3 separate regions of the Homo sapiens genome follow, and regions 1 and 2 are each linked to region 3. The links are chromatin loops, found by intact Hi-C in ENCODE. Cell type or tissue: GM12878. All regions are shown on one strand.

What was found. Hi-C counts contacts between places; a loop is a spot of excess contacts. Peaks named below come from ENCODE experiments on the same cell type or tissue, not always from the same donor. Only the 100,000 strongest peaks of a DNase experiment are listed, where the experiment ranks them.
Region 1: a loop joins it to region 3, with 5 times the contacts of the local background. A loop is called at or near these places in 5 of 110 quality-filtered maps.
Region 2: a loop joins it to region 3, with 7 times the contacts of the local background. A loop is called at or near these places in 12 of 110 quality-filtered maps.

Annotation. Positions count from the first base shown.
Region 1 is chr5:114,802,124-114,804,623 of GRCh38, reverse strand. No RefSeq gene overlaps it. Among named protein-coding and RNA genes, the nearest start is that of LINC01957, 230 kb to the right of the region's middle. In GM12878, a CTCF peak has its summit at 1,087 (motif pointing right); no DNase peak of the experiment used is centred here.
Region 2 is chr5:113,677,952-113,680,451 of GRCh38, reverse strand. The region is part of intron 1 of LOC107986441 (a long non-coding RNA gene); the gene reads right to left. Among named protein-coding and RNA genes, the nearest start is that of YTHDC2, 170 kb to the right of the region's middle. In GM12878, a CTCF peak has its summit at 1,335 (motif pointing left); a DNase peak (open chromatin) is centred at 1,314.
Region 3 is chr5:115,245,605-115,248,104 of GRCh38, reverse strand. All of the region lies in intron 2 of PGGT1B (protein geranylgeranyltransferase type I subunit beta), which reads left to right. Among named protein-coding and RNA genes, the nearest start is that of PGGT1B, 16 kb to the left of the region's middle. In GM12878, a CTCF peak has its summit at 1,528 (motif pointing right); a DNase peak (open chromatin) is centred at 1,542.

The DNA of each region.
Region 1 (2,500 bases), 440 kb after region 3:
GGCTGAGTGTGTAACATTTTTCACACAGTTTTCTCTATTTAGTTTTAAAGACACTTCTATAAGGCTGGTATTGTCATCCCCAATTGTGAGTTCCTAGGAAAGCTCTTACTGCAGGTGACTTGGCTTTCATTCCTCAGTGACTTGCCTGGTACCTGGCATGTGGTGCTACTCCATTAATTTGTTGAACACATGAATGAATTATTCCTGTTTTACAAATTAGCAAAATAAGACTCTGTGAGGAAAAATATTTTATCTAATGCTAGGGAGCATCTCTATTAATAAAATACCAATCAACAGAAAATGCAGATATTTTGTAAGAGGCTCCAGAATGTCTACATAGGAGGAATTTGGAGGAGGGACTCCAATTGAAAGGGAGGATTTTGGCCGGGTGCAGTGGCTCACGCCTGTAATCCCAGCACTTAGGGAGCCTGAGGCGGGTGGATCACGAGGTCAGGAGTTCCAGACCAGCCTGGCCAAGATGGTGAAATCCTGTCTCTACTAAAAATATAAAAATTAGCCGAGTGTGGTGGTGGGCACCTGTAATCCCAGCTACCCAGGAGGCTGAGGCAAGAGAATTGCTTGAACCCGGAAGGAGGAGGTTGCAGTGAGCCAAGATTGCGCCACTGCACTCCAGCCTGGGTGACAGAGCGAGACTCTTGTCTCCACAAAAAAAAAAAAAAAAAAAATCTCCACCTACTGTCAGTGTCCTCTAATTGCAGGCTAGAGGAACTTACCTGGAGAAATTAAATGACTTCCCAAGCGCTGAACTGGCAATCCTGACTTCCAAAGGGATAACAATGTCTCAGCAACAAACTACTGAGTTTTTGGGATGAGTATGATATAATGTCTCTTTCCTGAACTCAGGATTCTACAAGCGAGACAGAATGATTTTTGATTATTAAGTTCTTGCTTAGGTTTTTAAAAAAATTAAAGTGCCCAAACATCAATAGATTTCCCTTTGCCTCTCAGCCAAAATACAGATACAAATCAAAATTCTTCTAAATGACCTGAGATTGCTTTGCTTAGTGTGATGAGTATCAGGATATGCTTGAGTCTCCAGCTATGTAAGGTTTGAACTAGCTGAAGAGAATTTCCAGTCCGCTAGAAGGCACTATACCTCTTAAAATAAAAGTAGACTTACTCTAAAGACAATACAACACAATGAACGCAAGAAATTCCAAAAAATCGACTCTGGCCCCAGATGACATTTTGTTTTTTTAATTTTGAAGTTTGCATTACAATAAAAATCTTCCTACCAGATAGGATGAACATGCCAGCTGCCAGCTGACTGACCTGATCATTTATTTATCTTTAACGTCTGAAGGAGGAGTGTCACTGGCTTAGTGATGTGGCCCCTTGGCAAAGACCTGAGCAGGGCCCAAGGGAACACTGTCAGTAGCTGCTATTACTAATTTATCTCAATGTCTTGCCTTATACTTAAAGATCACTGCCACTCAGCAAAGTCCTCTGGCATTATAAAACCCTCAGAAGGGAAGGGAGCCACTCACTGGGACGCTACAACTATTGGAGCTTTCAGTCATATTGTATTACAAGGATACAAGAAATTGCTCTAGCATTTGAAAGTAGGATGCAGCATAATTACATGCAATTAACTAAGAACTTCTTGGACAGCAACCCAAAGTGAGACTTTATCTAACAGGGCTGCAGAGAAGGAGAGAGAAAAAGGAAGAGACCTTATTTTAGCTGTGTTAGGGAACAAAATTTCAAAGGTCGAAGCTGATTGAAGTAGGTCATGTATAATGAGAAATGAAAAGCAGTTCAAAAATGCAAGAGTCTCCACTTCTTTCACTTGAACTGTCCATATTAAGTAATCATTTTACAACTCTTTTTTTCAATGCTATTGGCCCAAACAGTATTGTTTTCCTTTTCCAGTGTCCTGTTAGAGAGGTGAGGAGAATATTAAAGGAAATGGAGAATAGGAACTGAATTGAGGCAAATTCCCACCAAGCAACTTTAAGGTGGGAATCCACTTTTCTTTGTAGAACAAAAAGAGACAATTTTAGACAATGATTTGGTAAAATCTTTGCATGGGAGAAGTAGTTGCTAAATGTGGAAATAATTCCTGGATATGAATGCATGGATTCATGCCTTTTAGAACTCCTTTTTCTTTGTAGTTCATGGTGAACATAGTCTTTATAAAAATATCAACACTTATATTTGTTACATAGATTGATTCCAGATAAAATGCAAGAATTCATCTGGAAATCTATGATGTATTTTTCCATATGTTTGTCTTAGGTTGATTAGACTGGGTTTTGCATGACAACAGAAATATACTGTTGGGCTGAGGGGAAAGCATTTCTCAAGAAGACAGAATACTGATCTTCCTATAACTTTGAGGACTGAGATGTTTGTGTACACAGTGGCATCTGTTAACCATGGTGGGATTGTTTCAGAAAAAAAAAACATCTTTCAAAGAAAGACAAAAGATAGAATTATGAGTAAAGAATTATATAGGAATGAGAAACTAGCCCCTTGG
Region 2 (2,500 bases), 1.6 Mb after region 3:
AGTCTTAAATAACCACAATTACTTACAAATGGGGCATGTGTGTCCCTTAGGCCCTGCACAGCCTCTCCATCATTGGAATGAGACTGGACACTGCCATCCTTGTTAACTATTCCTGTTCATTTTTGCATACTACTTGCTTTTTATCCCATCAACCTCCAAAAACCTAGCTTTGCAAAAATATGATGTCACCTAGGACTGTAGGAATGTAGTGTAATTTAGTATGAAAACTCTAAAGTCATTTGCTTGGTTTCTGGTAGACGCTGCTCCATTTCCTTCAAAAACTCAAAATATCCTGGGGCCTCTCTGTGAGTTGGCTGCAGCACCTTGGGGTGTCCCAGCACGTAGTTTGGAAACAGCAGGGTTAGTTTATACCTTAGCCTCTTTCATTTTCTTGGATCAAGCTATTTCTATTCTCTTTAGTAGCTTCTCCGGCTGCCTTTCTACAATTTCTCCTTCCCAATTTTCTTTTTGAGTAGCCGCAGACTGTCTTAATCAAATATGACTTAAAGTATGTAGAGATACAGAGATACATAAGCATGTATATCATTATAGTAACGCCACCATTCAGAGGCCTATATCCTGGTGAAGGACTCATTTCCTTCCCTCTCAGCTTCTGTAAGGGAGTTAATCGCCTTTGAAGGTTTTCAACACCAAACAGATAGAAACATGCATTAACACACTAAAACACCATGTCACCTCACATCTATAAAAGATGGGAGGCTGGGAGGAATATTCTCTGTCCCCACAAAGATAATTCTAGTCACAGTGGAAGCCAGTGCTCTCCTCTGCTAAAATTTGCTTGTATACAGTACTTTAAGGCTTAGCTGTTCAATTATTTTCAAAATCATTGACCATTTGAATCATTACAAACTGTTTTTAGAGGGAAAAGGAACATAACATTTTAGCCCATTAGGGGAATTTCAAAGGACTAGAAAGCATGTTCTCATTGTGAGAATCAATTACGCACCTTCATTTCTTCACATCTCAAGTCACCTTCCGACGGCTCATGTGACACAGTTAGCGGCAGGAGGAGTGCTGTCAGAGCTCATTACCAATGCCACACACTGTGAAACAGAGCAGGAGGCAGCCTGACATTCTCTCCTTCAAAGTGAGAATTAAAGCAAATTGAATTTGCTTATGCTGAGATAAAATAATACAGTAAGTCCCTGTACCCCCTCCAAAATAAAAAGGTCATGATTTCTTATAAAGTATAATGAGGGGGGAAATGACTTAAATTAAACCTCTGCTTATCTGCATTGTTGGCTAATTACAACATTAGAGATTCACCCCACCACCACCACCACCCTGGCAGTCTTCACGGTAACATAGCGCCATCTAGTGCTGATATCATGTTAGGGGAATTCAAAAGCACACGTGTAAAGGGCACCTAAAAAGCAATGGTAAAATAAAATAAAATAAAGTAAAATAAAATAAACAAATATTTACTGAGTACCCACTATATAAATACCATATGCCTGCTTTTTTTTTCCTTCACAATTCTGGGAATTGTGTAAAGCTTTCATAAGCAGGAATTGCTCTGACTTTTGTGGAAATTATTTACATGATAGTGAGGGGGGAAGAAAGAGATCCTCTGTTGGAAGTTGTGTCAGCGATTTCATCAACATTAAATATGAGCGTAGAGGTGGCCATCAGGCTTCTCAGCTTGAGCAGAGCCATGATTACATTTACTGCACCTCTTCCCAGAAAAATATGGGGCTACTTAGCATTTATATTGCACTTTTCGTCTCCAAACCACTTTGCAGAACCTCTGAATAATTCCCCCAACGCCCTTCAAAGTAGTTATTACTCCATACTATCAGCCTCTTTATGAAAGCTTTTGATGGCTGTTTTCACTGCGTGTGAGTGAACTGCATTTACCAAAGAGAATTTCTCCAAAGACTCATGTCCAGAGTCAAAGAACAATTACTATCTAAAACCTTAATATTCCCCCTTTTTACAGAGCAAAAAAAGGCTTATAATTAATTTACATAGTGAACACATTACCTCTTTCCTATTCAAAGATAAGAATGTCAGGATAAAGGAAAGCATTGCATCATCAATATGAAATGCTTCCCTATTTTTCCACCAGTGCTACCACACCTAAAATAATAGCATTGTTGTGTCCTCAAAATATTAAGAAAACCCAGGAGACAATTGAGATGGGCAGACTGCTAAAAGAGGATGACCTTATAAATTAGGACCCTGTGATATATTAAGGATCTGACTTTTTTATTTAAAAGGTAAGTGTCTGTCACTCCTAACTTAATCACCTTTTATAAACCAGTTATTCCTTACAGTATTTGGATTAGTGGTGTAATTTAAAACCAAAAATAAAAAGGTACAGAAGTTGTCATTTTAATGAGTAATATTCACATTTTTCTATATATAATTCATGTTTAAACTTCTTAACTGGGCTTGTACCTTTTGTAAAAGAAAACAGAAAAAAATTTTTGTAATCACAAAGCATTTTTACTGTGTGACTCCCATAAACTATGGGATA
Region 3 (2,500 bases):
GTAAAATGTTTAATGCTTTCATTTTTTTAGTGGATTCTTCAGATGGCTCACTTTTTAAAAAATAACATGGGGGAAGTAAGTATGGTTTCATGTGGCTAAGTCAAGCGTGTTGCATATTTTAAAAATTATAAGTCATCTGTTTTGGAAATATTATAGATCAAGACATTTTGACAAAAATGGTTTTACAATGTTCATTTATATATCCAGCATTCCCAGGTCAGATGTCTGGTAGACCATTCCACAGACCTTTTCACAGTTCAGCTGCAATTCTGAATTCTCAATTTGCTATCTTGTTGAGGGAAATATTATTAAGTCTCTAATCTCTGTGAAAGAATATCTCCTGTCTGCCTTTTCTTTAATTGGTGTAGGTCCAATTCTAAAACAAATGTGTGAAATGTGGAAAATAGGTATATTTAAAATTTTTTTTTTAGCTATTGAATGTTTCATTTACCTTGTTTCATTACTTTCTTGACATCCTTAAGGAGTTGTGTAAGGCATGTCTTCTTACTAGGAAATTGTGTTTCTTGAGATTTATGTGGAATTATTTCTCTATCCATAAAATATAAATGTTCATTTTAAAATCAGAAAGTAGCCACATTCCTCACTTGAATTCTGTTTGCTTAGGGCAAAAACTTTTAAAATGAGGATTAGAAAGTTAAGAAGTTAAGAACATGAGCAAATCAGTTTTGAAATATATTTAAGAAGCATAATCATCATTAATAGTATGGTGATATTTTGGCCCAAGAGCTGTCCTTTATTATACCTAAATATAATTTTGAATGCAATTTTATATTTCACAATACAGTTTATTGCTTTTTATGAAAAGCAACTCCCCTGATTAAAATAAACCTCTTTAAACTCTCAAACTTTTATATTCCATAAGTTTATAACCGTTTTTTAAAGAATATCTAAATGTACTATCTTTCAATGCTTGACATATAGTTGGTTTTATGAGCTTAATAGTAAAACACTAAGTTTTAAAGTGACATATGACTCAGTCATCAGGCAAGAGTCAGCTTAATAAATTTTCATGTACAAACGTGCAAATAAATGAATTATTCTTCCTTATAGTTGATAACTATAGATACATTATATTTTCTAATAACACACTTCCTGCATACTTACACATAAACACACACACATATTACATCCATGTACATACTCCCATTTTTGCTGCCTTTCTCATCTACCCAGTTTTCATTTTTCTTCAGTAACCTCAATTTTTATGATATAGTGCTATCTAAAGTACTTATGTTAAACAGCATAAACAAGTTTGACTCTATAGTTCTACAAAAGTATATTTACCAAATCAGTAGTTCTTGATTCTGACTATGTGTCAAACCGGGATTGTTTTTCTTTTTAAATACAATTTTCCAGGCCCTATCCTCATGCTTTTTAACAGGCATGGGAGGGGAGATGCAAGAGGCATCTCTGTTTTTTCAAAATAGGCAATTGATTCTGATGGGCAGCCAGACCACACAAAGAATTTTCAGTTTGTTTTGCAACTGTTAAATAGGAACACTAGATGGTGCTGTTTGATAACCTGGAAAGAAATTTATACTGTACCCAGAGTATGCATTCAGCGATAAATTTACAATGAATTGTGTGTGTATACTTTCTTAATTATCATGAAAAGGTATGCTTACTAGAATTCCAAAGGAAAGCACACAAGAGCAGACAAATATTGACAGAAACCGCAAAAGAGTACCTAATAAATATTTTTAAGTGGTGAATTTTTTTTTTTTTTTTGAAATGGAGTATCATTCTGTCACCCAGGATGGAGTGCAGTGGCGCAATCTTGGCTCACTGCAACCTCCACCTCCCGGGTTCAAGCAATTCTTCTGCCTCAGCCTCCCAAGTAGCTGGGACTAAAGGTGTGCTCCACCACACCCGGCTAATTTTAGTACTTTTAGTAGAGATGGGGTAGAATTCTCCATGTTGGTCAGGCTGGTCTCGAACTCCTGACCTCAGGTGATCCACCCACCTCGGCCTCCCAAAGTGCTAGGATGACAGGCTTGAGCCACCGCGCCCGGCCTAAGTGGTGAAAAATTAAGTGGTGAAAATGTTACCTCCTAATGAGCATCATTTTTTAAAACATTAGGATTTAAGTGTGTGACTGATAACTCAATTTAGTAAATGAGTAATTTTCTTGATTTCTTAGTTACTTCATCATAGCTTTTCATAAGAAACAGGAGAATTCTCTTACTGTAGAATAAAGTATAAACTTTAGAATAAACTTCTTTATCCAGTTTCATAGTCCACAGGTGATTAAGAAGAAGGCAAAAAATACTACATTGTCTTTTCCCTATACTGTGACCGTGGTGCTTAAGATCCAAACACTTTTTTCATGACAGTATACAGTCTTTCTGGAAAAAAAAAGAAAAACATTTTTACTTTAAAAAAGCTTTCCTTGATAAATTGCAACAAAAGCTATTCATTTCTTCCTGTTTCACTTTTGATAAAATACAATTAACTGATTTTGAATGGTTACTGTTTATTA